3 separate regions of the Homo sapiens genome follow, and regions 1 and 2 are each linked to region 3. The links are chromatin loops, found by intact Hi-C in ENCODE. Cell type or tissue: Calu3. All regions are shown on one strand. Links, peaks and the distances in the headings refer to the core of each region. The heading gives the core; the rest is flanking DNA.

Region 1 (10,247 bases), core at 707-8,706, 55 kb after region 3:
AAAGGCCACCCCAGAGGTGGAGTGGACAGGAGCATTACCACCTCAGCCACCCTGACCACTATCATCACCATGGAAAAAGTGACTTGAGCAGGTAAGTACTGTTCTGACTTAGATTTCATTTGCTGTCCTCTGATTTTGAATTATAATTCTCCCTTTCCCAGAACCCTCAAAAAACCTGTTTTTGTCTGGTTTGTTTTTAGAGGCACCAAAAAGCACTTCAAGTTTTATGTGGTACTAATTGGAATAATATGTCTAATTTGTTCTTTTTGGCCCAAATATTTTTTCATTAGTTTTATCTTAAATATAAATACTCTATTTATATCTGCTTTTTGGACTTCAAGTTATGGTATGATTTTCTAGCTGTCATTTGGAAATGATTAAATGTTAACTGTGTTAAATTTCTTAGTTTTTCCAAATAATATTTAAAATTAGTGCCAAGTGATTGGTCTTTTGCTCATGTAATAAGTTAAAATTTAAAAATTCCACAAGTACCATTAAAAACAGAAGAAGGTACTGTTTAGTGCTGAAGGTACTATTTAGTCTTTTCTTTTTCAAAGTAGAGGATAGTCTTTAAATTGGTCAGATCTTATTTTGTAATGAGGCTCCGTAGTCATTCAAACCTGGAATCAAAACCTGACCTGGCGCAGATTAGCTTTGCAAGCTTAGATAATTTATTTAAACCGTCTCTGCTTCACTTTACTATCTTTAAAACATAATTAATAATATCTTTATCTCAGTGTTTGAGAATCAGGGATAAAAGTGCCTAGAGTAGTGTCTAGTTTACAGTAGGCACTCTGTGGAAGTTATTAGTTTTTCCTTTTCACTTTCTTATCTCATTCCACAGGGATTTCAGGTCATTTTGGAGTGCATTTACAATACAAATAGTACAATTGGTTTAAAGAAATAATGGAAGAAAAACATGGTGTTGTGTAGTTCCTAAAGTGAGGGAAAAAATTGATTCTAAGATTCTTTGCAGCAAAAGCAAAGAATAAAATTTGATTTATTACAACATATACAGTACGCATAAGATAAAGGATGTGTTTTTTTCCTGAATTAATTTGTCAGAAAAGTTAAGCAACATTTTCAAACAACTGTGTTCCTTGGATGTCAGCAGTTGTAAGAAAAGAGAGGGTCCCTGGTCAAATTAGTATGAGAATGAATAGATCATAAACATTTTTTAAATGGTGGACTCAATTGTGCTTTTGTGTATAAATATAGTACTGTGATTTTGCAAAAGGTGGTAAAAAATATAATATGTAGCCATTTTCCAAAACATATGATCACAAATCCCTTCTACTTAGTGTATTTTAAGGGACTATGGTGTGGATCATCCACATGAGTGATTCTTACTGAGGAGGGAAAAATGCACAGCATTCTTAGGGGTTGCTAATTTGACTGACTTAGCACAGAACTTCCCAACAATTGGGCTGAGGTACACTGGTTTGTTGTGAATGGTTATAGATTGATCCGTTTATTGAAACTCTCAATCTTTGGGGTGTTGGTGCTGGTTTTGAGACACCTACATCCACCTCAGCAAGTTATGGAATGGGTGGTACAAAAAGAAACCTCCTCTAAGACGAGCCTTACCCCAGCATACCTTAAAACTATTAATTTCTCTCTGTGCCTTAATATTAGAAAGGTTTGGGTATACTAGCCCCAGGGCCTTTTCAATATTGCATGTGCAAAAGTCCTGTTTCCATTCTAAAACTTCCTGAGTATTGCTTCGCTTTCTTCTGTCCCTTAACTCCCGTTATTATTGTCATTAGTTATAGGATCATGCCTTATCCGTAACTCAGGGGTGTTGGGAAGACTGGTGGTTGAGAACTAATACATCCACTCATGTTCTCATCGTAATACTGCTCTGTCTTTTTACCTGGCCTAATCTTCCTCTCTTCTTTTCTGCCCAGACCTCCTTTTTTTCTACACCTTTTGATATGCTATCTGGAATTCTCTCATATCCTAGCAAACTCACATTCTTCATCTCTTCACCTACATTCTCCTAATCATAACTGAAACCTAGCTCTTTCCCAAATATACTACTTCCCCAGTAACATTTTTACACCAAAGATTCTTATTTTCCAGTCACCCTAATACTTCACTGTTTAGAGATGGGGTTTTTGTCCTCATTTCTCATTGTCACTTCTAAAGGAAGTGATTGTAAGTCCCATTTTTTGAGACTTAGGGCATTTGGCTGTATCAACTCTTCTTTACTGGTTCCTACCTGGAGCTTACAAAAGGCTTGGCCCTTAGCCCACTTTCCCTCTTTATTATAAGCTTTGCTGCAGTCCTGAGTGGCTGCAGTGTTCATGTACATGAGTCATTTAACCCTCTGTTTGCTTAGTCCTGTAGGACAGTGGTCTCCAACCTTTTTGGCACCAAGGACCAGTCTCCTGGAAGACAAATTTTCCACAGGCCATGGGTGGGAGGTTGGGGGATGGTTTTGGGATTGGGATGAAACTCTTCCACCTCAAATCATCAGGCATTAGTTAGATTCTCATAAGGGGTGTTCAACCTAGATCCCTTGCATGCGCAGCTCACGATAGGGTTCGTGCTCCTATGAGAATCTAATGCTGCCGCTGATACGACAGGAGGTGGAGCTCCTGTCAGATAAGCAGGAATGCTTACATGCATGCCCTCTGCTTACCTCCTGCTGTGTGGCCTGGCTCCTAACAGACCACAGACTGGTACTGGTCCCTGGTTAGGGGCTTGGGCACCCCAGCTGTGGGATTTTCTATATACAAGATATGTTATCTGCAAATAGTTTTTACCTTTTCCTTTCCATTTTGGATAAAAATGTCTTTTTATCTTTTGCATAATTGCTATGGCTACAACCTCTGTTGAGTAGAAGTGGTGAAAGCCAATAGGTGTGTCTTGTTTCTGATATGGGGGGAAAATAAATATTTTAAATATTTTATTGTTAATGTGATGTTAGCTGTGGATTTTAAAAGATACTTTCTATCAGTTTGAAGTTCCCTTCCATTCATGGATAGTTGAGTGTTTTTATCATGAAAGGGTGTTGGATTTTGTCAATTACTTTTTCTGTGTCTATGGAGATAATCTTTTTTTTCCGCTTTCATTCTACTAATGTGGAGTAATACTTTGGTATGTTGCGTGTTGTGTTGGTATGTTGTGTGATTCAGTTTGCTAGTATTTTGTTGAAGATTTTTTTTGTGTGTGTATGTGTATATATATATATATATATATATATATATACACACTTAAGAAATACTGGTCTGTAGTTTTGTTTTGTTTTTCTTCTTGAGATATCCTTGTCTTGTTTTGATATCAGGACCACACAGATTGAATTGGGAAGTATTCCTTTCACTTCTACTTTTGGGAAGAGTTTGTGAAGGATTTTTGTGAATTCTTCTTTGAATGTTTTGTAGTATTGACCAGTGGAGTTATTTGGGCCTGGGCTTTTCTTTGTGGCAGTTTTTTGGATTGCTAATTTAATTTTTATAGATATTCTGTAGATGTCTTTTTGGTCTTGTTGGTTTATAATGTTGCTTAAATCTTCTGCTTCTCATATATCTCTAATTGTTCTGTCCATTATTGAAAGTGAGGTGTTCAAGTCTCCAACTTCACTATATATTGTAGGGAAGGTGTGTTAGCAATAAATTCTCTGTTTTTGTTTATCTGGGAATGTCTTAATTTCTCTTTTATTTTGAAGGATAGTTTTGCCAGATGTAGACTTCTTGGTTGGCAGTGTTCCTTGTAATATTTCAACTCCCATGCTTTCTGATGAGAAATCGGCTGTTAATGTTACTGAGCGTGTCTTCCACATGATGAGTCCCCCCGCCCTGCCACCACCACCCCCCCCAGCTTTTTTTCTGCATTAAGGATTTTCACTTTTTCTTTGGCTTTCAACAGTTAAATTATAATGCGCCTCTCTTTTAGTTTATCATATCTGTAGTTTGTTGAGCCTCCTAGATATACAGATTAATGTTTTTCATCAAATTTGGGACATGTTTGGTCATTAGTTACGTTCTTTCTGCCCCTCCCCACTTCGCTCTGGCCACTTAACTACGGGAATGTATGAGCATCATTCCTTGCTTGTCACAAAAAATTTGAAAAAAAAAAAATACAAATAATGTGAAAACTACTTAAATCAGATTTCTCCCTGGCCAGGATTTGTTGTTGTGTTTTTTTGTGGTTGTTTACTGACTTTTCTAGACAGATTCTGTAAAAAGTCTGTATTTTAAAAAAATATTTGACGTCTTTGCTTGGTTTGATTAGTGGTCAGCTAATGGTTGGATGGAGATTTCATTGAATGCCTTGAACTAGTAAGTCTCCCAGCCTCCACCAGGGGGCTCTGTGTGTTTGCTTAGGCACACCTGCAGTCCCTGTAAGTAGTTTGCAGCTTAGGCACACCTGCAGTCCTGTAAGTAGTTTGCAGCTCTGCCTTGGCCTTCACTTCCTGCTTGTTTAGAGTTTCAAAGTCAGCCAAAGGTGGAAGATTAGGGGATTCTCTGGTATTTCCTTGGCATGTACATACACAGCCTATACATGTATATGTTCTTCTCTATTCCCAAGACTATATTGGAGCATTTCAAAGCCTCTTGTGGACATTTCTTTCCTCAGGTTTTCCTTTTATGATTTTTGGTCAGCTTCTTGTTTGTCCCAATTGATATTGCCATTTCAGGCAGCTGAGATTTTAAGCAGTGCACTAGGGATAAGGGAATTACCGAACAAGCTTTGAATCAGCTCAAACCAACTCCTGAGAATGGGCTTTTTCTAGGGAGCGGCCAGGGAGATCAAATCATAGCAGTTCTTTGGGAGTGGTGCTTTTTGGAGAGTTCTAAACCCATTTTGTCCCCCAATCTCTAGTGACTGCTGGATTTCATAGCTGCCATGCTTGTTGTAATGCTTTTGGTTCTCAAGCTACCACAAAGGTAAGGAGATGGGTGTGGCTATTGGATAAATTAAAATGCCACAGAGCTTGCTGTTTCTTTGAGATTCAGCAGTTTTTATTGATTAAATGCTCCTTAGTTGTTGCAAGCATTTGGCTGATTTCTAGAGTTCTGAAAAAGTTGATTTTGACAAATTTGCCAGTGTTCTTAGTGCTTTAATGGAGGAATGGAGTTTTAGAAATCTCTGTTATTCTGGCAGTGTTTCTCTTCATTTGTCATGCTTTATTTTTCTTTCTTTCCTTTTAACTAATAGATTTTATTTTTTAGAGCAGCTTTGGGTTTACAGAAAAATTGAGCAAAAATAGAGTTCTCATATGCTTTCTCACCTTCCATTAGATACAGTTTCTCCTATGATTAACATCTTGCATGATTGTATTATAATTGATGAGTCAATATTGATATTTTATTATTAACTAAAATTCATAGTTTATATTAGGGTTCACTCTGTTTTGTATATCCTATGGGCCTTGACAAATGTATAATGCCATACCATTACAGTATCATACAGAATAGTTTCACTACCCTTCAAATTCTGTGTGTTCCACTTATTCATCCCTCCCTTCTTTTCCTGAACTCCTGGTAAATACTGATCTTTTTGCTGTTTCTACAGTTTTGCCTTTTCCAGAATGCCAGAGAGCTATAATCAGATAGTAGATAGTCTTTTCAGATTGGCTTCTTTCACTTACCAAAATACATGTAAGGTTCCTCTATATATTTTTGTGGCATCTCATTTAAAAAAAAAAATTAGCCAGGTGCAGTGGCTCATGCCTGCAGTCTCAGCACTTTGAGAGGCCAAGGCAGGAGGATAGCTTGAGTTCAGGAGTTCAGGAACAGCCTGGGCACATATTGAGTCCTCGTTTTGACAAAAAAATCAAAAAAATTAGCTGGGCGTGGTGGCACGTGTCTATAGTCCCATCTACTTGGGAGGCTGAGGTGGGGGGATCACTTGAGCCCAGGAGGTTGAGGCTGCAGTGAGCCGAGATCACCCCACTCTCCAGCCTGGACAACAGAGAGAGACCCTGTCTCAAAAAAAATTACTGAATAATATTTTGTTGTATGGCTGTACTACAGTTTGTTTATTCATTTACTTACTGAAAAACATCTTGGTTGCTTCCAAGTTTTAACAATTATTAATAAAACTGCTGTAAACATTTATATACAGATTTTTGCACGGGCGTACATTTTTCACCTCATTTTGGTAAATATCAAGGAGCACTATTGCTGGGTCATATGGGAAGCATATGTTTAATTTGGTAGGAAACTGCCAAACTGTCTTCCAAAGTTGCTTTACCCTTTTGCGTTTCCACCAGCAATGAATGAGAACTTCTGTTGCTGCTCCATATCCTCATCAGCATTTGGTACTATGCTTTGGACATTAACTATTAGGTATGTAGTGGTATTTCAATGTTGTTTTAATTTGCAGTTCCCTAATGATAAATGATGTTGAACATTTTCTCACATGCTTATTTGCCATCTGTATATCTTCTTTGGTGATGTGTCTGTTCAGATCTTTGCTTATTTTTATTTTATTTTTTATAATTTCAACTTTTACTTTAGATTCAGTGGGTACATACGCAGGTTTGTATCACATATACATGGATATATTATGTGATACTGAGGTTTGGGATACAGATGATCCCATCACCCAGGTAGTGAGCATAGTACCCAACAATTTTTCAGCCCTTGCTCCTCTTTCCCTCCCCTGTCTAGTAGTCCCCAGCGTCTGTGTTACCATTGTTATGTCTGTGAGTACAATGTTTAGCTCCCACTTATAAGTGAGAACATGTGGTATTTGGTTTTCTCTTCCAGCGTTAATTCGCTTAGAATAATGGCCTCTAGCTATTTGCCCATTTTAAAATTGGGTTGTTTATTCTCTTGTTGAGTTTTAAGAGTTCTTTGTATATTTTAGATACCAATCCTTTATCAGATATATGTTTTGCAAATAATTTTTTCCAGTCGGTGGCTTATTCTCTTGATAGTACTTTTTGCAGGACAGATTTTCAAAAATTTTTAACATTTTCAACATCCATTTTTTCTTTCTTGGGTTGCACTTTTCATGTTATATCCAAAAAACTCATTGCCAAATCCAAGGTCACCTGGATTTTCTCCCTTTTCATATTATAGGAATTTTATAGTTTCGCATTTTGCATTTAGGCCTTTGATCCATTTTGACTTAATTTTTGTGAAAGATTTAAAGTCATTCTTTTTGTTTGTAGATGTCCATTTCTAGTCTCATTTGTTGAAAAGACTATCTTTTATACTCTGTTTTGAATTGCCTTTGCTCCTTTGTCGAAGATCAATTGACTGTGTATATGTGGGTCTATTTCTGAGCTCTCTATTGTATTCAGTTGATATGTCGGTTCTTTTGCCAATACCACACATGCCATTTTGATGACTGTAGCTTTGTATAGTAAGTCTTGAAGTTGAGTAGTGTTAGGCCTTCGACTTTCTTCTTCTTCAATATTGTTTCGGATATTTTGGGTCTTTTGCCTGTTCTAATAAAGAATTTAGAATCACCTTGCCGATATCCTCAAAATAACTTGCTGAAATTTTGATTGGGATTGTCTTAAAATGTTACCACAAACATAAAAATACGTACATTTAACTTTTAGTATAAAGTTTTTATTAATGGTGATGAAACACTAATGATTTTATGAAATCAAAACTGTGACTCAGGTTACATAAGAAATGAAGAAGAAAAATCTCCCCACCCCACACACATACACACACACACACACATACACAAGTATACACACACAGATATACAAACATCTGCACTTGCCAGTCTAACCTATAAATCACAAACTTTTAGATTAGCATGAAATCACACATCTTAGTAATCAAGAAGTTCTGTTGGGAGTGGGAAGAATAAAGTTATTTGTAAGTATATGGGTGTAGCCATAGAATTTGGAGAAATTCCTTTAAAACTGCATTAAATAATTATGCAACAATGATTTGTATGCTTGTGGGTTTAATATCAGGTTCTGCTACTGTATGTGAATTCAGTTTAAGTGGGTAAAGACGGTTATCTCTTCAAGATTCTTTTCTCTAGTTTGCATCTTTTTTTTTATCTTGTTGATTTTATTGGCAGCACTTAAAGAGCAAGGTTAGATAATATTGGAGACAGTGGGCTTTCATTCTCATGCCTTTGAAACCACTGAACTCATTTTTGCCTTCACCCATATCTCTAATGGTTCATTTCTTCATATTTACCTGCCTGCCTGGGCTATGATCGGCCACATAAGATCTCACTTCACTAACACATGGCTACTAGCATTCTAGTGTGTTCATGCCACAGCAGCTTTGCAGTCTTCATGTTGCTTTCACTACCGGAGTTTCTGTTAGAAATTCATGAATGTTAAAATTTATACAGAGGTACAAATGTATCAACTTAATGTGGGGGATTATGGCCAGTAATTCCCCCTTCATCTCTTATTTTTTATTACCCTTCTTACACATTTGCCCCTGGATTTGTGTCTTTAGTCTTAGAAAGTGATTTTACCTCCCATTCTGAGATTTATTTTTTAATGTGGAAACTGCATCATCTTCTCAGAATCTGAAATCTCAAATTCTGAGATTAAAATCTTCATTATCTTTCTGTCCCGTGTTCCCGCTCCCTCCTATCTTCATAGTCTCCTTTTATTTTCTGAAAATAATCCCTGTTATATATTTGCTTTCTGTTCCATCTTTCCCTCTTTCTGTCTCTTAGATTTCTCTGTTATATTGATTTTTTTCCCCAGAAAACTTCATGTGTTTCTCCCAGTGGGATTTTATGTCACTTTTAATTTATTGTCAGATGGTTTAGCAACAAATACATAGATGCAAAGCAAATGTGTCAATATTTTAACAGTTGGTAAATATAGGTGAAGGGTATATTGTTGTTCATTGTAGTATTCTTTTGATACTTCTATTTCAAGAAATGTTTCAAGATAAAGAGGTTGGAAACTTAATAATATTATAGTAAGTCATTTTTATTTAATATTTACTATATATTATGTATTAGTCCAAGCACTTTAACATATATTACCTCATTTAAGTCTTATACTAACCTAAGGAGACAAGTATTGTTATTTTGCCCATTTTATAGATTAGGAAATGAAGCATAGAGGGATTTGGTAACTTGCCCTGTGTGTTGTGTGGCTAGTAAGTGGCAGCTGAATTTGGACTCAGATCATCTATGCAGATAATATTAAAATTAATAAGATATGGCTCTGTTTTCAAAGGGCTTACAATCCAATTAGAGTTGAAAAGTATATAGGTTTCTTTATGCTGTGAAACAAATTAAGGATCATAAAATGATAGTTTTATCTAGTTGAGGGGATCAGGAAGGGCTTCTGAAGAAAGTAGCATTTCAGTACTAAGAGAAAATACAGGGTTAATTTTGAATCTCATGGTGGAGGTATTTGAAATGCAACCTAAGGCATATAAACTTTGTTCAATGAGCAGTAGAGAACATTGAGAGTTAAAGAAACTATGGCCCAAAGATAATAAATATTTTCAACAGCTAGTTACTGTCAGATAGGATTTAAACCTAAATCTGAGGTGAGAGGTGGCTATTGTGGCTTTTCTAGATGTCAGTTCTTTGTTTCAGTTAGTGAACAAGACTTGTTGACTCTTCCTTAAAACATTTTAAATTTATTAGTTCCATGCATTTGGATCACATTTATGTCAATATATGTCCATATTCCATACCTGATTCTCATGGCGTAGCCTGCAGACCAGTCTCCTTCAGTGTATTCCCTTTCTAATGCTCTCTCACTTGACAAAATAAGAAGTACCTTTTAATTTGATTATTAGCTATTCAGATTATAGTTCTAAAGCAGTGCTTTTGTCATGTGACAGCTACAGAATTTTAGAATCTTGGAGATATAAGCTTTTAAAAAAAATTCTAGTGGGTAAAATACATGTTCCTTACCCATTCAGTGCAAAAAAAAAAAAAAAAAACAAGAACAACAAAAAAATAAATAACCAAAAAAACCAAAAACTCAGATGCAAAGGAAAAGAGTACACAGTTCATTCCTTCATAGAGTTTGTAATTTGGCCTGAATTGCAAACAAAGTATACTGTAATAAATACTATAATGGGACACAGTACAGGTCGCTATAAAAACACCTGTGGAAGTGCCAAGTCCTGCCTTAGGGGATTTAAGGAAGTGTTCTCTGAAGTAGTGTCAGCTGATTTAAGATGAAGAGGAATTATCTAGATCAAGTGTGCACAGTGGAGGGCAGAATGGAGAGACTGACAAAGACTACTCAGAGGTTGTGGGTTTGGAGATGAGATTGTAGGATGCTTTGGGAATCTCAGGTAATTAGGTATGAATTAAGAAGTCACTCTGGG
Region 2 (10,247 bases), core at 838-8,837, 160 kb after region 3:
TGGATACCAAATTGTCTCACCACTATTGGTTAATAGGGCTATCCTTTACCCAAGGCACTCTCTTGGCACTTTTGTTGAAAGTAAATTGAATGTAAATAAAAGAATTTATTGTCTGGATGGTCAGCTCTGTTCTGTGGATCCATACATCTGTTCTCATACCAGACCACACTGTCTTCATAATTGTATTATAGCTTTACAGTAAGTTTTGAAGTTAGGAAATTAAAGTCCTCCAAATTTGCTCTTCTTTTTCAAAATTTATTTGGCTATTCATGGTCTTTTATAAGTCCATATAAATTTTAGGATCATATTGTTAAGTTCTGCAAAAATGCATGCTGGAATTTTGATAGGAATTGCATGGAAACTATTCAGTTTGGGAAGAATAGTCATCTTGTCAACACTGAATTTTCCGATCCATGAACATGAAATGTCTCTAAAATTATATAGATTTTTAAAATTTCCCTCAGCAATGTTTTATAATTTTCAGTGTAAAAATCTTATACTTCTTTTGTTAAATTTATTCCTAAGTATTTTATTTTTTGTTGCTGTTGTGCAAGGAATTGTATCCTTAATATCTTTTTCAGATTGTTCATTGTTTATACATAGAAGTGCAATTGATTTTTGTATACTGATCCTGTATCCTGAGACTTACTGTGCTTACGATATGGTTTGGCTGTGTCCCCACCCAAATCTCATCTTGAATGTTAGCTCCCATAATTCCCATGTGTTCTGGGAGGGACCCAGTGGGAGATAATTGAATCGTGGGAGCAGGTCTTTCCTGTGCTGTTTTCATGGTAGTGAATAAGTCTCACGTGATCTATGGTTTTATAAAGGGGAGTTTCCCTGATCATTCTCTCTCTTGTCTGCCACTGTGTAAGATGTGCCTTTCACCTTCTGCCACGATTGTGAGGCTTCCTCAGGTATGTGGAACTGTGAGTCCATTAATATAAATTACCGAGTTTTGGGTATGTCTTGATCAGCAGCATGAAAACAGATTAATACAGTAAATTGGTACTGAGAGTGGGATGCTGCCGTAAAGATATCTGAAAATGTGCAAGCAACTTTGGAACTGAGTAACAGGCAGAACTTGGAACAGTTTGGAGGGCTCAGAAGAAGGCAGGAAAATGTGGGGAAGTTTGGAACTTCCTAGAGACTTGGAGGGCTCAGAAGACAGGAAGATGTGGGGAAGTTTGGAACTTCCTAGAGACTTGTTGAATGGCTTTGACCAAATTGCTTACGGTGATATGGACAATAAGGTCCAGGCTGAGGTGGTCTCAGATGGAGATGAGGAACTTGTTGGGAAGTGGAGTAAAGGCCACTCTTGCTATGCAAAGAGATTGGCAGCATTTTGCCCCTGCCCTAGAGATATGTGGAACTTTGAATTTGAGAGAGATGATTTAGGGTATCTGGTGGAAGAAATTTCTTTCTTTTTTTTTTGAGACGGAGTTTCACTCCTGTTACTCAGGCTGGAGTGCAATGGTGCAATCTCGGCTCACCACAAACTCCGCCTCTCGGGTACAAGCGATTCTCCTGCCTCAGCCTCCCGAGTAGCTGGGATTATAGGCATGCATCACCACGCCTGGCTAATTTTGTATTTTTAGTAGAGATGGGGTGTCTCCATGTTGGTCAGGCTGGTCTCGAACTTCCAACCTCAGGTGATCCGCCTGCCTCAGGCTCCCAAAGTGCTGGGATTACAGGCATGAGCCACCACGCCCAAACATGGTGGAAGAAATTTTGAAGCAGGAAAGTGTTCAAGAGGAAGCAGAGCACAAACATTTGGAAAATTTGCAGCCTGATGATGTGATAGAAAAGAAAAACCGATTTTCTGGGGAGAAATTCAAGCCGGCAGCAGAAATTGGGTAAGTAACAAGGAGTCCAATGTTAATCACCAAGCAAATGGGGAAAATGTCTCCAAGGCATGTCAGAGAACTTCAAGGCAACCCCTCCAATCACAGGCCAGAGACGTAGGAGGGTTTCCTGGGCCGGGTCCAGGGCCTTATGCTGTGTACAACTCAGGGACTTGCTGCCCTGTGTCCCAGTTGCTCCAGCTGTGGCTAAAAGGTGCCAAGGTACAGCTCGGGCTGTGACTCCAAATGGTGCAAGCCCCAAGCCTTGGCAGCTTCCACGTGGTGTTGAGCCTGCAGGTGCACAGAAGTCAAGAATTGAGGTTTGTGAACTTCTGTGTAGATTTCAGAGGATGTATGGAAACACCTGGATCTCCAGGCAAAAGTTTGCTGCAGGGGTGGGGCCCTCATGGAGAACCTCTGTGAGGGCAGTGCAGAAGGGAAATATGGGGTCGAGCTCTCACACAGAGTCCCTACTGGGGCACCACCTAGTGGAGCTGTAAGAAGAGGGCCACCCTCCTCCAGACCCCAGAATGGTAGATTCACCAACAACTTGCACCATGCAACTGGTAAAGCCTCAGACACTCAATGCCAGCCTGTGAAAGCAGCCAGGAGAGGTGCTGTATCCAGCAAAGCCTCAGGGGCGGAGCTGCCCAAGGCCATGGGAGCCCACCTCTTCTGTCAGCATGACCTGAATGTGAGACACGGAGTCAAAGGAGATCATTTTGGAACTTTAAGATTTAATGACTTCCCTACTGGGTTTTGGACTTGCATGGGACCTGTGGCCCCTTTGTTTTGGCCAATTTCTCCCATTTGGAGTGGGTTTATTTGCCCAGTGCCTGTAACCCCATTGTATCTAGGAAGTATCTAACTTGCTTTTGATTTTACAGGCTTATAAGGTGGAAGGGACTTGCCTTGTCTCAAATGAGACTTTGCTGAAAGAAGACTTTGGGGGACTGTTGGGAAGGCATGATATGTTTTGAAATGTGAGGACATGAGATTTGGGAGAGGTTAGGGGTGGAATAATATGGTTAGGCTGTATCCTCACCCAAATCTCAGTTTGAATTGTAGCTCCCGTAATTACCACATGTTATGGGAAGGACCCAGTGGGAGGTAATTGAATCATGGGGGTGGGTATTTCCTGTGCTGCTGTTTTTGTAGTGAATAAGTCTCACGAGATCTGACGGTTTTAAAAAAGGGAGTTCCCCTGCTCATTCTCTCTCTTGCCTGCCTCCACATAAGAAATGCCTTTCGGCCGAGCGTGGTGGCTCACGCCTATAATCCCAGCACTTTGGGAGGCTGAGGCGGGTGGATCACTAAGTCAGGAAATCGAGACCATCCTGGCTAACATGGTGAAACCCCGTCTCTACTAAAAAATATAAAAAATCAGCCAGGTGTGGTGGCGGGCGCCTGTAGTCCCAGCTGCTCAGGAGGCTGAGGCAGGAGAATGGCGTGAACCCGGGAGGCGGAGCTTGCAGTGAGCCGAGATCGCGGCACTGCACTCCAGCCTGGGCGACAGAGCGAGACTCCGTCTCAAAAAAAAAAGAAAAAAAAAAAAAAAAGAAATGCCTTTCATCTTCCACCATGATTGTGAGGCCACCCCAGCCACATGAAACTGTGAGTCCATTAAACTTCTTTTCCTTTATAAATTACCCAGTCTTTGGTATATCTCTATCAGCAGGATTAAAGCAGACTAATAGATCTTTGTATTAGTTCTGATAGTGCTTTTATGGGTTCCTTGGGATCTTCTGCACACAGGAGCTTGTCATCTACAGTAGACAGTATTACTTTTCCTTTCCCAGTGTGGATGCCTTTGTTCCCCACCTTGTACTTGCCTGATTGCACAGCCCCCTTTTCTCTCAAGGCTGATGCTGCTGAAGCTGGAACCCCCAAGAGAGATTGACTCCCCGTGGCCATAGACCTATGCTGTGACCTTTGGTGGCCCAGGAGGATAGCAGCAATGAGCCACAGCTGCCTTCCAACTTTGTGGGGGTGGGAAGGCAAAGCCTGTGCTCACTGTCAGATGTCCATCACAGGCCCATGTGGCCATGGGGCATGGCCCCAGGTCTCTGGACCCTCTAATTTGGGATCCCTAGTTCTGAGAGCCCCACTGAAGATTTTGCATCTGATTCCTACCTTATTCCTCCAAACACACTGTGTAGCAAGAGATGACTGTCTGGGCGCCACATGGTGACCCCAAATTGTTTTAATAAAGTTAGTCTTACATTATTCCTTATCAGTGAGTGAAGCAGTGGGAATCTTAGGAATATAGCACAGAGGGTTTGGGAAGCTGAGTATGCCAGACTGTAGGGCCTGTGGTGTTTAGATATATGCTCCCCAAACTGAGGCAAGGCCTCATGTCTAATATTGATTTTTTAACACAGGAAGAGATTTAGAGAGGGAGGTTGAGGGGGAATCACTTCTCATGGAACCAAGGAGCTTCAGGGAAGGTTAAGCTGCCTTCAGAGGGTTATTTAGAATATCTGAGGGGGTGGAGTTTAAAGAAAGAATATTCAATACTATAATTTTAATTTTGTTTTCCAAATCTGAGTTTCTTTTGCTGTAATATAAACTTGAAAATTAAATTCAACAAAATCATTTTTGTTCTTGGAAACAGAAAATACAGCGAGTTTCAAAGGAAACAACAGGGAGTTTGGGGGTTTCTATGGTCCTGCAGGTGGAGACTGCGCTGGAGAAAACCCAGCGTTATTACACCCACGTGGGTGTGGAATGCAGAAGCCTGGTCGCATAATAATACATGATGTTTATTGAGTGTTCTCTGACACTCAACAATAATAGTTAATGTTTGTTGAGTGCTTTATAAATGCAACCATTATAAATGAAGGACCACTCTTGTTTAGTGTTGACGGAGGGTGCAGTGGAAAAACTAAAACACAGTCCGGGAGCCAAAAGTTCACAATAGTGTCAACTCTTTACTTGCTTTGTCAAAAATGGTGACGGGATCCAAATACACTGCACAATGACATTCGTAAAGAGATTTGTTCACCTCTCCAGCCCACTTCCCACAAGCCTTCCCCACAGCACAAGCTGCTCCCAGACATCTTTCTTCCCAGTGCACCTACCACATCCCTCCCTCCCCATCCAGTTTCTGACCCCAAAGAGCAGCAGGGCCAGAAGTCAGTTCTCCCACCTTGGCACAAAGAAGAGCCCATGCGGAGGCCTCATTTCCAACATCTCGTAGACCAACAGGCACAAGAGTGTCACACTGGGGTCTAGAAGCATGACTCCATGTGCTGTGCTGGGTGCTTTATGTGTTGATGATGATAATGATGGTAGCTTCTAACCCTTGATGTTCTGTGTGGCCAGGCATTGTTCTAAGCGCTTTATATCCTGCCCTCAAATTCTTGCAACATTCCTAAGAAGCAGGCACTAGCCTCACTATTTTACAGAGGAGAAACTAAGGCTTGAAGTTAGATACCTTGCCTGCACTTACAGCTATTAAATGGCGAAATAGAATTTGAAACCAGGTCATCTGCATCAGAATCCATGCACTTAATCACAAGGCTACTACTACATCTCCAGCTATATTTCATCTCAGTTCGTTTTCACAATAGCATTTCCTTTTTCACATGATAAAACAGAGGAGAGGCTCAGAGTGTTAAAAGTCAATGGCCCAAGTCATAGAGCTATTAAAGGAGTGGAATAGGCCGGAGCGATAGTGGGGAGGGCCGGCGGGAGGCTGAAGGCGGTAGTCTATTGTACAATGCTGCCATCTAGTGGTAAAATCTGAAACCTTCCTTATACGTACCCCGCCCATTTCTAAAAATGATTTACAGTTGCTTGAAGTTTCAGAAGATGGAAACCCTGTCAAATCCTCAAAGTATTAAAATAAAAGTGAAAGGAAAACAACCATATCATAATGGAGGAATAGCTGAGGCAATAGTTTTTAACTGAGAACCTACTTGGCTCTGAGTTTCCTGGCAGCCAAGGCTAAGAAGGAAATGTGTGTTCCATTGCTTATTGCACAATAAAAAGTCGATTAATCCATCACAAGACCAGCCTTGGACTTCATTTTTAATTCAACAACAATGGCACTAAAGATGTTGTAGGTGCCCTCCTGTGGACATTCATTTACCTGGAAAAGCCAACCAAGGGTCCCGATGGAACAAGTATGCTTGTTTATATAGGGGCCCTGGCTCAGCCTTTCCCCAAGCAGTCATTCCTGGGATGAGAATGACCCATGAAGGCTTTCAGCAAATGCTATCCACTAGGTCTTTCGGGCCCAGGCACCACCCACATTTGTGGTAGTTTTGGTTCAGTTATGTTTCGAAGGCAGCGCTGAGGGCCTGGCCCCTTGGTTTGGACTTTGGGTGGTGGCAGTGACAGTGCTCTGTTGTTCCATGAGCTCCAGAGATGTACTCTAGACCTGCGCTGTCCAATAAGGCAGTCACAGGTTACATGTGGCTCCTGAGCACTTAAATTGCAGCTGGTCTGAACTGAGATGCCCTGGAAATATAAAATCCACAGCAGATTTCATATAAAAAAGGAAAAATATCTCATTAATAATTGTTATACTCATTACATCTTGAAATAAATTATTTCATGCTGGATTAATAAAAAATAAGTTATTAATTTTACTTATTTCTTTTCACATTATAAAATGGGACTTTTAAAAAATTTAAAATTGAGTATGTGGCTGGCACTGTATTTCTTTCACGTCTAGAGATAGAAGAAATACTCTAGAGAGAGTATTTCTCTCTCTTCCTGGCTCCAGAGAGGTGGACTAGGCACTCTGGTCACCACGGGTAATGCCCCAAAACCCTAAGAACCTTTTGTGTTATTATGGGAGAACAGTTGTCTTTGTCTTCTAGATGCAGGCTAGCTTAGAGTTGAAGAATTTGGCTAAAGTGTTCAGTGGCTCCAAACAACTTTGCTCTGCCAGTTGGGACACGTTCTCTGTGTCAGCAGGCCAGGGATTGGGGTGGGGGTGTTGTCAACAATGGGAAAGGAGGGGCAGGGGGAAGGCAAGTTTGTTTCTCAGAAGTAGAATGAGCCACCCCTGCACCTGAAGTGGGTGTCTCTTTTGAAAAGGATTCTTTGGTCTCCAGGTATACAGTGCTCCTTCCATCACTGGGGTCCAGGTCTGGGCCCCAGCATTTGGACTTCACTCACCAAGGCCAGCTCTGATTTGCTGATGTATCAGTTATAGTTTTCAGAAGCCAATTTGCAAATTTCCTTTCAGATCTTAAAAAGGCTGGAAAGCAGAGAGATGAGGGCATAAAGCTTTGTAAATTATCAAAATCCCAAGCACACACATCTTCAAGCGCACAGGAACCACAAGTCCCCAATCATTATTGTGGTTCTGCTTTTTCCCCTATATTATGTGTTACAATATTACGAGTCAATTTCCCAGAAGTTTTAGCTGCTTTTCTCTGGCTGCACTAATTATATCAATAACAAACTCACAATCACATCAAATGACTGTCAACATATCCCAGTGCGCCATGCTCCATGAAATGACTAAATAAAGCAAAATTCCTTTATGGATTCCTTGGAGTATAACTGATCACAAGTTTGAGAATCTTGGGCTAAATCCAAAAGATGGCATCAAGCTCCCAGGCAGCTGGCCAAAATGTGAAGGCAATCTGCCTGGATGAACTTCTTCAAAATTTCCAGTTTACTCTTAGCACATCTAAGGTCACTGTATGAGTCCGTTTTCATGCTGCTGATAAAGAGATACCTGAGACTGGGCAATTTACAAAAGAAAGAGATTTAATGGATTTACAGTTCCACATGGCTGGGGAGGCCTCACAATCATGGCAGGAGGTGAAAGGCAGGTCTCACATGGTGGCAGACAAGAGAAGAGAGCTTGTGCAGGGAGACTCTGTTTTTCAAACCATCAGATCTCACGAGACTTATTCACTATCACAAGAACAGCACGGGAAAGACCTGCCCCCATGATTCAGTTACCTCCCACCAGGTCTCTCCCACAATAACTGAGAATTCAGGATGAAATTTGGGTGGTGACATGGCCAAACCACATCAGTCACACTCCAATTCTTGAATGAAACTGGGTAGGACCAGTGCCCACCCAAATGATCAGAAGGGAGTGTGTGCCTCCCACACAGTAACTCCCCATTAAATGTGAGTTCTCACGTCAGAGGTGCATAGGGCTGGGGAGCCAGAAGTATGTGAGGTCTCTTTCTGGGCTTAAAGCAGGGAAGGAACCCAGAAGCCCCCTGCTGAGCAGAGGACTCACTGTGGGGTTTGCCCTTTGGTAAGTCTGAATTTTGGTGGTCGAATTCAAAAGCCTCCTGTAGCGTGCAAAGGACACAGCTTCAGAGCCTTCCAGGGTGGCTAGCTCATGGTGGTCACGCCCCACCTCCTGTGGAATGAATGGATTCCACAGGGCTTAGTTGTCTGTTACTGTCTTGTTTCCTGTTACCCTGGGCTATGTCTCTTAGGCTGCCTCCAAATCTTCAGGGCAGCCTTGGAGGAGCCTCACACCGGACTCAGGCTAGAGCTCCCAAGGGAGAGCAAAGCCGTGGGGTGACTAGGTGCTCAGTGAGTCCCCAGGGGAAAGGGAAACTTGGGGAACAGGATGCAGGGCTGTGCTACCTGGCAGCCCTCCTTTCAAAGGGGATGCATCTCTGGCCATCATAAAAGATTCAGTTCTGTCAAGGGCCTTCCAACATGCAGAGCGTGAATGAGGCCTGTCAAGGGGCTCCCGGGGCCTCCCTCCCTTCGCCTCCTTCCTCCAGATGATGTTTCTTTCCCTGGGGTCTTGGCAGCTGGTCCTGAGCTCCCGGCGGCCCATTTCCCGGACCTGCGTTCCCAGGCATGGCCACACGAGTGCGCCCGGCTCCCGCTCCGGATCCGCCTCACCGGGGCTGAGTCAGGCTAGCTAACGGGCCGCGGGATCCCAGGGCCGGGTCCCCCGACCCTGCCTGATCATCTGAGGGGCAACTTCGCTGCGCTTGGAAATCCTCTTGACGACTTTGTCTGCCAGGACGCCCCAGCGGGGCCAGCTGAGCGTCCTGGCCTGCGGCTACAGCCTATGGTGAGGGGTGGAAACGGCGCCCTCCTCCAGTGCTGCAGAAGTGATGAAGATTCCCGCGACCTGGAGGCACCAAGTCCTTCTCAAGCGCAGGGGAGAGGGAGGGCGCGGTGCGGGGGGGTCCTGGGGGGCTCCCTCGGAATGAGGGATGGGTCTCCCGACGGCGCCCCCAGCCAGGGCCAGAAGCGTGGGCGCGCCGCGTTCCCGGTGCTTCCGTGCAACACGTTTCTGTCTCTCCCGTTTTCCAGAGGGAAAATTTGCCGTGGGAAGCAAGGATTCCCGAGCCTCGGTCCTGTCCACGCGGTGCAGGGCACCTGTCCAAGGTGGGCCTGGCCTGGCCCTGCCCAGATTCAGCCAGGTGACCGGGGCTGCAGGCAGATCCAGATGACAACGAAGTGCTCTCCCCTCCATTCTCCAGGCCTCTCCTGCGGGGACCCAGCTGGAAGGCCTATGGGCTCCCACCCCTCAGGGCAAAGGCTGGACTTAAGGGCCAGGCTTTCCAGGTGTCATTTCCTCTCCGAACCTCTGGGTGTCACTCACCTCGAATTTCCTGTCTTTAGTTGGGCATTGGCCGACAGAGCGCGGAATCTCTGCTGCCCTGCTCAGGCAGAAGGGCTTGGCCTCCTTCCCACAGGCCATGGTCCCCAAACACCACTCAGCACCCCCAGGCAGGCTGCACATCTGGATGGGCATAGGGGGAATAGGATCCCACACTCACCCTCACCATGGCCTCAGGCTGTGCAGAGCATGCTTCCAGGTCCTTGACTTTGGGTTTGGGCAGATGACTTTGGCCAATGGAATATTAGCAGTCATAGGGTTAGCAGAGGCTTTCAATGTGCTTGAGAGATTGGCTTTGCATCCCCGCACTTCACTGATTGAACCTAAATGAGAAGCGTTTCCTCCTGGTAGCTGCTGCCCTTTCATCCTGGATCCCATAATAAGCACACATAGAGCAGGCCTGAGCCCAACCTGCAGTGGGAAGCCGAGCCCTGCAGTCCCACTGCCCGAAGCAGAGCCGACCTGCTGAGCCCAGCCTTGACAAGCATCCAGTTGTCTTCAGTGGGCCACACTTACAAGCATGGGAATTAGTGCTTATTGTCATATGCCACTGAGAGCTTGTGGAGGTTGTCCAGCAAAGCTGACTGACCAATGTCCTTTTCTCAGTCAGGCCTGAATGACTCATAGCCCAATTCCATGATACAAATGATATCATTGAGACAATGATATTTTGAAAATTGTGCAAGCCACAGAGCTGTCTTCCTAAGAGCTTGTATGGTGTGTATGGTGTATATGCTTGTGTGTGTGTGTGTGTGTGTGTGTGTGTGTGTGTGTGGTGTATGTGTGTAGGCAGGGGAGGACACTATCTTCAGTCAGAGTTCAGGCAAATG
Region 3 (10,247 bases), core at 1,024-9,023:
TGTCTGTGATTTCTTTCAGAAGTGTTTTGCACTTCTCCTTGTAGAGATCTTTTACTTCCTTGGTTAAGTATACCTAGGTATTTTATTTTATTTTTTTGCAGCTATGGTCAAAGGGATTGAGTTCTTGATTCTCAGCTTAGTCATTGTTGGTATGCTACTGATTTGTGTACTTTGATTTTGCAACCTGTGACTTTACTGGATTTATCAAATCTTGGAATCTTTTGGAGGAGTCCGTAGGATTTTCTAGATATATAATCATATCATTGGCAAACAGAGATAGTTTGACTTCTTCTTTTCCAATCTGAATGCCTTTTATTTCATTCTCTTGCCTGAGTGCACTGGCTGTGGCTTTCCATATGTTCTTATTTTTAAAGGAGAGACTTTTACCCAAAATGAAAAAATTATTTGGATTGGAAATTGGAAGAAGTACTCTGTAAGTATTATTTTTTACATAGTCAAATTTGGTGGTTTAATTTTATTTCTAGATTTTGCTGTCATTCATAGCATACATTTATAAAAGTTTATAAAAATGTTCTTTATTTTCTTCCAACATAAAGTTATTAATTTAATTAGTGCATTCGGTATTTGCCAGGAGTTCTGTAGGAATCATGAGTAGCTTTTGGGTTTTTCTGCGTATAAAAGTGTAAGTATCATATTATGTAATAATTCATGTAATTATCCTTATTTAGGAATGTTTAATGTACTTCTTTTTTCTCTTCACAGATTCTTTCAACTTTTAAGAACAAATGCACCTTATAGCTCATGGAAGAAAAAACACAAATCAAGACATTTTTGGGTTCCAAGTTGCCAAAGTATGGAACAAAATCTGTAAGAAGTACATTGCAGCCAATGCCAAATGGGACACCTGTTAATTTATTAGGAACTTCCAAGAATAGTAATGTCAAAAGTTACATCAAAAATAATGGCTCTGATTGTCCATCATCTCATTCATTTAATTGGAGGAAAGCAAATAAATATCAGCTTTGTGCACAAGGTGTCGAAGAGCCTAACAATACTCAAAATTCACATGATAAAATAATTGATCCTGAAAAACGTGTTCCTACTCAAGGAATGTTTGATAAAAATGGGATAAAGGGAGGTTTGAAAAGTGTTTCTTTATTCACATCAAAGTTAGCAAAGCCATCCACTATGTTTGTGTCATCTACAGAGGAGTTAAACCAAAAGTCTTTTTCTGGACCATCTAATTTGGGTAAATTCACCAAAGGCACATTATTAGGAAGGACTTCATATTCTTCGATCAATACTCCAAAATCACAGTTGAATGGATTTTATGGAAACCGATCAGCTGGTAGCATGCAAAGGCCTAGAGCGAACTCCTGTGCCACCAGAAGCAGTTCTGGAGAAAGCTTAGCTCAATCCCCAGACAGTAGTAAATCTATTAATTGTGAAAAAATGGTAAGGTCACAAAGTTTTTCACATTCCATTCAGAATTCATTCCTTCCACCTTCATCTATAACCAGATCACATTCCTTTAATAGAGCTGTGGATCTTACAAAGCCTTATCAGAACCAACAGCTATCCATTAGAGTGCCTCTACGGTCAAGTATGCTAACAAGAAATTCCCGGCAGCCAGAAGTACTCAATGGGAATGAACATTTGGGGTATGGATTTAATAGGCCTTATGCTGCTGGTGGAAAGAAGTTGGCTTTACCAAATGGCCCAGGTGTAACTTCTACTTTAGGTTATAGAATGGTTCATCCCTCTCTACTGAAATCTAGCCGATCTCCATTTTCTGGGACTATGACAGTTGATGGAAATAAAAATTCACCTGCTGACACATGTGTAGAGGAAGATGCTACAGTTTTGGCTAAGGACAGAGCTGCTAATAAGGACCAAGAACTGATTGAAAATGAAAGTTATAGAACAAAAAACAACCAGACCATGAAACATGATGCTAAAATGAGATACCTGAGTGATGATGTGGATGACATTTCCTTGTCGTCTTTGTCATCTTCTGATAAGAATGATTTAAGTGAAGACTTTAGTGATGATTTTATAGATATAGAAGACTCCAACAGAACTAGAATAACTCCAGAGGAAATGTCTCTCAAAGAAGAGAAACATGAAAATGGGCCACCACAGGATATGTTTGATTCCCCCAAGGAAAATGAAAAAGCCTTCAGTAAAACTGATGAATGGATAGATATAAGTGTCTCTGGTAAATATTACTTACCTTAAGTTTTTTTGCTTTCTTTTAAATAATATAACTGAACTTACATTTAGGATTATCTTCAGATAGATTTCAAGATATTATCAGTTTCACGGAGGGATAGATCTAGACAAAATTGAGGTGGGTTAACGTTTATTTTCCTGTGACTTTTGCTCCATACCCCATTTTTCACCCTATCCAAGACAATATTAATAAAACCACTCTTAACCTTTGTTGTTCTTTGGCTGTTATACACAGCCTATTCCTGCTTAGTATATGCAGTGCTTCTAAATGACTTCCCCTGCTTACCTCAACCAGTGTGGTATGCCATTAAACAAACCATCTCTTCTCTTAGGATAGCATTTCATTGCTATTTGTTAAGAGTAAAGCTGTACCAAAGGGTACAATGAGATAATATAGGTTATGTCTAATCTCACGGATTTTTTTATCCTAGAAAATTCTTCTTGTTTAGCAATTTTTTAGATACACTTCCTGAGAGAGCTTTATTTATTTATTAAACTGAAGAAAGTGAAATAATACCTGTTAAACATTTCCTCTTATGTTTGGTTATCCTGTTACTAAATGCTGGATAAAATGTATTTGGTATTTGTATGCCCATATACCTGAATAAAGAACAACTAAAGGGATTAGATATAGACATGTGGTATAATCAGGGGACTAGATCGTGCATAGAAATGCATGTACAAACCCTTGATTGTCTATAGGTCTTCTAAAAGAGACTGCCGGAACAAGTTTATTTCCTTATAGGGAGGCAATTATGAGTACCCTACATTATTTAATCTATGAAGTTAAATAGTGTACACAGAGGAAAAGGAGTTTCCTGGCCAGTGTTTAAAAATAAATATCTTGGGAAATATAGGAATATGAGGGTTTATTTACATTTTTGGAAATATTACAGAAGTGAAAGATGACTAAATGAATTTTCTTTTCCTCTATTAGAAAATATTTCAGTAGGTTATTTTAAAGATTTTGGCTCTTGATGTTTTTATTGCTTAGGATATAGAAAATGCTACAGTTATGAGTGCTTTTTTTGAGCCAGCTTTTTTGCTATGATATATCAAATTATTAGCACTTATATTTTTAGGACACGAGAAACAATTATATTTTTGTGAATCAGTAACCTTTTTTCTCTTGAAGACAGGAGTGAATGTACAAAACATACTTCTGGGAATAATTTGGTTTCACCAGATACAGACTACAGAGCTGGTTCTTCGTTTGAACTCTCTCCATCTGATAGCTCTGATGGAACATACATGTGGGATGAAGAAGGCTTGGAACCCATTGGAAATGTCCATCCAGTTGGGAGCTATGAGTCCTCTGAAATGAACAGCATAGTATGTATGGATTTATATACTCTTGGAATATTTTGTTTACCCTACTATAGAGAGACTTGTGATATGATTGATTTTGTAAAAAATTTATGAATTAACTTTACTACTTTGAGAAATGGAAATTCATATTTGTTAAGAGCCTATAAAATATCTGACTCTAATATGAAATAAAGCATGGAGAATATATGACATTTGACTTAAATATACTCAACATGTTTACATATATATTCCTCATACATATGTGCATACTATATTAGTAGTTTAATCTATGCCAGTGGTTCTCAAAGACTGGGGGAGGAGGTCAATGACTGGAGGTGGTTTTGGTTGTCATATTGATGAGTGCTTCTTGGCATCTAGTGGGTAGATGCCAAGGATGTTGTTTAACATCCCACAGTCCACAAGACAGAGACCACAATGAATTATCTAGCCTAAGATGGCAGTACTGCTGCTGTTGAGAAACCTTGGCCTGTGCTATACTGAGGTAACATTGAAGTGCCAACTCTCAGTGGGATAATACAATACAAGTGTATTATTTTACTCTTAGAAAGTTTGTTGTGGGTCTGGACAGCTCTCTAGGGCAGCTGTCTTTAGTGATCTAAACTACTTTGATTTTGGGGCTTGACCATCTTTTGAGGTCCCTTCTTTTCACTATGGCAGAGGAAGAGAGTGCCAGAGGGTCTCACACATATAATTACTTGCATTGGCCTGCAGGCAACACTTGGCACTTCCGTTCATGATCTGTTGACCAGAACTAATCATGTGGTCCCATCTGAGTACTAAAGGGACAGGAAGTGTAATCTTTGTGTGTGCCTGGAAGGCAAGGGAATCAGCTATGGGCAAGTGTTAGAAGACCTGCCATGAATTTATATGTGCATATTTTAAGAAACATGGCAAGTAATGTGGATAATATGCCATATGGGTAAAGTGTAATTGGTATGTTTAAAGTGACTCATTGCAGTTATTCAGTATATAAAATACGATTTTCCAGTAGTTGTATGGGAAAATTGGTAGTCTGTGGATATATTAAATTCCAAGTGGATTTCAGGCAATGTAATTTTCTATACTCCTATAAACCTTTTACTTAAGCCATTGTTAACGGAGGCTTAAATTGCACAAACATTTTTTTTAACCGTTGTCAACACCTTGCATACAAACATTTAATTTAGAGACAGTGTCTTCATCTCATTAGATAAAGGAGGCTCAGAAAAGATAACAGTTTAAGACCTTATATGCTGTCTTACTAGGAGTTTTAAGGCAAATATGATTGAAGTGCAAATGAAAAAGGTGTCCAGCAGATGGCAGCAATAAACCACTTAGTACCTGACAGTTTTTGGAGGCTAACCACCTTGATTCAGTTCATTGTTCCTGTAACTAATCACAAAATAGCTTTCTGTCAAAGATTTCAGAATGCATCTGGATTAACTGTTAGTCCTTAAGATCCATGAGTTTCCTCCTTGTTCAGTAGGTTTATGTCTATTGGTATGGGAAGAAAAAAACATCCATTCTGTGCTTTGGAACAAGATGGTGTTTCTGTCTTTCTCTTCTGATCTAAGGAGAAGATGACAAAGTCTGAGAAAGAATAGAGAGTTGATGGCAAAAGTTGAGAACCATGTGTTGAGTTCTCGTACAGTGATGTAGGATTTACCATTTTTGCTCTGAAGTTACGTGAATTTTTTGTTTTGTATAAATTTTAGGCGTGTACCTGTTCAGAATTGTTGGTTTGTTTTTTTTTTTTTTTTGGTGAATTGGACTTTCCATCATTACTTAGTGATCTTCTCTATCTCTAACTATGCTTTTTGTTTTCACACTCCTTTTTTTCCAAATATTAATATACCTTACCAGTTTTATTTATATATTTTCTCTTCTTTTACTATCAGCCTTTTTTATGTATAGCAAATAGTTTATTATTTTAAAATTTTCAGTTTGTCTTTTTCTTTTGACTAGTGAGTTTAATCCTTTTATGTTTGTATTGTTATACTTGGACTGTATTTACTCTGCCATCTTATTATTTTTATTTAAATTGTCTTGCTTTTTTTTTCTGTTTCTTTTTCTTTTTTTTTTTTCCTACAGTGGTTCAAAGTAGTATCTCTTACTTAACCCCTCAAGACCTTTAGCATATTCTCACTTTTCTTGTCTCTGCAACACTGCTTCTACCAGTCCAGGTAAAGATAAGGAGCTTTCACTAGAATGTACATCAACTGTGTCACTTCTAACACAGTTTAGTTCCACCCACTGTTCATTTCTGCTGACATTGTTTTTGTAGTAAGTCTTCCTTTTTGAAAGAAACAATGTGTTGATATACATTCTGATGCAATCTCCTAATCATGTCAAGGATCCCAACAAATAGTTTGTAGACTGATTACTTTTCATAACACCAGTCTAGAATCCTGGCTATTTATTTGTTTACATGCTACCAGTATTATGCAGAGGTCTGATTTACGTACAGTAAAATGCACAAATCTTCTGCAGACAGACCAGAGAATTTTGATAAATTTGTATGCTTGTTTGACAATCATCCATATTAAGATATAGAATACTCCCATCGCTCCAGAGTGTTCCCTTTCTGTTCCTTTCAGTCAGTCATTCTCTTACTCTGCAATCACTGTTGGTTTCGGTCACTATAAATTAGCTTTGACTGTTCTTGAACTTTATATAAATGAAATCATAAAGGTGCTGGTTTATATCTAGCTTCTTTTCATTAATATTATGTATTTGTCAGTTGTAGTTTCTTTACTCTTGTATCATATTCCTTTGTGTGAATATACTACAACTTATCTTATTGTTCATGGGCATTTAGGTTGGTTCCAGTTTCTGGCTATTAGAGTATTGCATGATTGTGAAGATTTTGATATATGTTTTTTTGGTGAACACTTATTCATTTTTGTTGGGAAAATGTGTAGGAGAGAGATTCCTGGGTTATAGGCTATGCTGATGGATAAAGATGCTGTCAGTGTTTCAAAGTGATTGTGCCTGTTTACACTCCCCACTGGCAGTAAATGAACATTCCGGAAAATTCACCTTCTTGTCTATTCTTGGTGCTTTCTGCCTTTTTGCATTTTTGCTATTTTGTGGGTATAGTAGTATTGCATTGAGATTTTGTCTTGTATTTTTTGATAACTACTCACAGAGCACCTTCACATATGTTTATTGGGCCATTAGGATATATCCTCTTCTGTGAAGTGTCTTGTGTTGGGTTTGTTTTCTTAATGATTTGTAAAAATTCTTCATATTTTTTGACATAAATATTTATTTTATATCAATATGTAGATGTTTGTATTCATGTGTATATTTACATTTTATATATGTAGAGTGTATTCTTTACTGTGAGTTGCTTTTGAAATCTCTTAGTGTCTGTTGATATAGAACTTACCAATTTTGATATTGTCCAGTTTTACAAGTTTTCCCTTTACCGTTACCACTTTTTAAAAAACTGTTTGTGAAGTCTTTTCCCACCTTAATATCATGAATATATGTTTCAATGTTTTGCTCTAAAAGCATTATTTATTTTTAACCTTTTACCTGTAGGTCTCTAGTCCCCATCTGGAAATTATTTTTCTGTATGGTGTGAGATAGATGTCACGATTAATTTATTTTAGTCATCTTTCCCCCACTGTACTTCAGGGTCATCTTTGTCATAAATCAGTGACTGCATATATAAATATTTCATTGCATAGACAAATATTTCTGTTTATTTTGTCAGTTATATGTTATTTTCATTATCGTAGCTTTAAAATAAATTTTGCTGCCTGGTAGGGTAAGTCTTCCAGCTTTGTTCTTTTCCAAGATTTCTGTAGCACTTCTTAACCTTTTGTATTTCCAATTAAATATTAGAATGAGCTTGTCCGTTTCCAGGAAGGACCTGCAGGGATTTTGAATGGGATTGCATTGAATTTATAGATGATTTTGGAGAGAATTGACATATTTATGATGGAGATATAGTCCTCCATTAATTTCAGACTTTAGAAATACTTCTTGCTAATGTTTTGTACTTTTCTATAAAATGTTATGCATGTTTGATTTTGACACTGTAAGTGGTACCATTTTTATAATTTTATGAGTTTTTGTTGTATATACAAATATACCTGATTTTTATCATGTATATTGGACTTTTCTAATAACCTTGTAAATTCATCTACTAGTTATAATAATTTGCCTTTGGATGATTTTGGAACTTGTATATACATTCTATAATCATACCATTTGCAAAAAAGTTGCCTCACCACCCCAGCGCTTGCCCTATTACACAAGTTAGGACCACCAACGTGATGTTGAATTGAAATGGTGATAGAATTTCAGAGAGAAAGCCTTAATAGTTCACCATTAAAGTTTTTGGGAGTTGAGAGGGAGTTTAATCAGAGTATGGAAATTCTCTTTTATTTTGTTTGCTGAATTTTTGTTGTGAATGAATATTAAGTTTTACCAAATGCTTTCTCTACGTCTGTTGAGATAATGAAGTTTTTTTTGTGTTAGTGTGGTAGATTGCATGGCTTGATTTTCAAATAGTAAACTACCTTTCCATTCTTAGAATACATTCACTTGGTCGTGATGTATTATCTTTTCAAATGTTGTTAAACTAGATTTTCTAATTTTTATATTTTAAAATTATTTTTTAAAATTAAATTTTTTTTTTTTTTTTTTTGAGACGAAGTCTCGCTCTTCTCACCCAGGCTGGAGTGCGATGGCGCAATCTTGGCTCACTGCAACCTCTGCCTCCCAGGTTCAAGCGTTTCTTCTGCCTCAGCCTCCCGAGTAGCTGGGATTACAGGCGCCTGCCATCACGCCTGGCTAAATTTTGTATTTTTAGTAGAGACAGGGTTTCACCATGTTGGCCAGGCTGGTCTCGAACTCCTGACCTCAGGTGATCCACCCGCCTTGGCCTCCCAAAATAGTGGGATTACAGGCATGTGCCACCGCGCCCGGCCTAAAAATTAATTTTTAGAAAAGAGATAGGGTCTGTCTCTTTTTGTCCAGTCTGGCCTTGAACTCCTGGGCTGAAGTAATCCTCCTCCCACAGTCTCCCAAGTAGCTGGGACTACAGGTGCATGCCACTATACCCAGCTCTGCTAATAGTCTATGTTTTTGCATGTATGTTCATGAGTAAGATTGTTCTACTCTGTAATTTTCTTGTTTTTCTACTTGTTCTTGCCATGTTTTGGTATCAAGATCATGCTGGCTTTATAATGAGTTGAGAAGTGTTTCTTATTTTTCTGTCCTTTGAAAGAATTTGTGTACAACTAATGTGCTTATTCCTTAGGTATGTAAAAGAATTTGCCAGAATTCAGCCTTCTGGACCTGGAGTTTTCTTTATGAGAAGGTTTTTAATAACAGTTTTAATTTTTAGATATTGGCATATTAAAATTTGTATGTATATTCGTGTTGGTTTTTGAAAATTTGTCCATTTCATCTAAACTTGTCATTTGTTGGTGAAAGTTGTTTAGGATTATCCTCTTTTTAACATCTTATAGGGACGTCTGCTTTTCATTCCTAATACTGGTTATTGGTGTTTCCTCTCTTTTTCTTCATTTCCAAGAACCAAATTTGGGCTTTGCTGATTTTTCTATATTGTGCTTATTTTCTGTTTTTATTGATTTTGGTTTATATCTTTATTTCCTTTCTTCTACTTTTCTTTAGTTTAATTTGTTTTTTCTTTTCCAAAGTTTTTGACATGGAAACTAGATAATTGATTTTTAGCCTTTCTCCCTTCTCTGGCATATGAATGAATTCTCATAAAGAGAAGCCTTTATTATTTGGGAAAGAATGCATTCAGTAAACACCCTAGTAGTAAATATAGCAGTTAGTTCTTTTTATGTGCGTTGTTTTAAAATTGTGAATTCTAAGGCATGTTGTATAGGCCATTATCCTTAATGCATTTATATATCCATGAACAATATACAGTATGATTTTGTACGTATTTTACAACTTAGGTAAGTGATATGTAATATTCTACAGGTTTCTTTTTTAACTCAATTTTATGTTTTTTGTGTATATGTGTATTTGTATTGTAGTTCTAATTCATATTTATTACTTTATAATATTCTGTCATTTGAATATACCTGTATTTTTCTCTGTTCCCCTGCTAATCTACATTTCAGTTATTCTTTATTGCTAATAATAATGTCTACATGGTGTAGCAGTGAACATTCGGATTCAATTCTCTTTGATCATATAAGTCAGTTTCTTTAGGATATAAACCTAGCTATAGCGTTCCTAGGATATAAAACTAGGAATAGTGTATTTTCAACTTTAATGATATTATCAAACTTCTCCCTAAAATGGTCCTACCAGTGTATACCTTCCAGTAGAGGATGAGAATTTCTGTCACTTATCATCTGAACCCCATATGTCGTCATCTGACTTCAACATTTTAATCAGTCTGGTGAGTGTGAGATGATACATAATTTTAATTTACATTTATACTATTATTGATTTTGTCATTTTTTTCACACATTTTACTGGCAGTTTTGTTTCCTTTTATGTAAATTTTTACTTCAGTGATTTTTCAGTTGGGTTTTGCCATTTTTCTTATTGATATGGAAGAGTTTTTTATGTGGTTGGAATTTAATTCTTGTTAAATGTGTTGCAGTAATCTTCTCTGAGCCTGTTGCTTCTGTTTTGTTTTTTGTATCTTTTTACCGTTCATAGTTTTTGCTTTTGACAATTAAATCTAGTAATGTTTTACTTCATTGTTTTTGCTTCACATGCTCATATATGGCGTGTGTGTGTAA

Evidence for each region. Peaks named below come from ENCODE experiments on the same cell type or tissue, not always from the same donor. Only the 100,000 strongest peaks of a DNase experiment are listed, where the experiment ranks them.
Region 1: a loop joins it to region 3, with 3 times the contacts of the local background. A loop is called at or near these places in 15 of 110 quality-filtered maps.
Region 2: a loop joins it to region 3, with 11 times the contacts of the local background. A loop is called at or near these places in 105 of 110 quality-filtered maps.

Annotation. Positions count from the first base shown.
Region 1 is chr10:84,425,803-84,436,049 of GRCh38, forward strand. CCSER2 (coiled-coil serine rich protein 2) reads left to right here. Exons shown (of 10, transcript NM_001284240.2): 5 at 1-91. Among named protein-coding and RNA genes, the nearest start is that of CCSER2, 100 kb to the left of the region's middle. In Calu3, for the core only: CTCF peaks have their summits at 4,318 (motif pointing right) and 4,520; a DNase peak (open chromatin) is centred at 4,319.
Region 2 is chr10:84,532,036-84,542,282 of GRCh38, forward strand. No RefSeq gene overlaps it. Among named protein-coding and RNA genes, the nearest start is that of CCSER2, 210 kb to the left of the region's middle. RefSeq lists enhancers at 3,218-3,717, 4,970-5,674. In Calu3, for the core only: CTCF peaks have their summits at 5,531 (motif pointing left) and 8,647; DNase peaks (open chromatin) are centred at 5,546, 8,186 and 8,656.
Region 3 is chr10:84,370,291-84,380,537 of GRCh38, forward strand. CCSER2 (coiled-coil serine rich protein 2) reads left to right here. Exons shown (of 10, transcript NM_001284240.2): 2 at 724-2,179; 3 at 3,329-3,525. The coding sequence starts at 763. Among named protein-coding and RNA genes, the nearest start is that of CCSER2, 47 kb to the left of the region's middle. In Calu3, for the core only: no CTCF peak of the experiment used is centred there; a DNase peak (open chromatin) is centred at 4,821.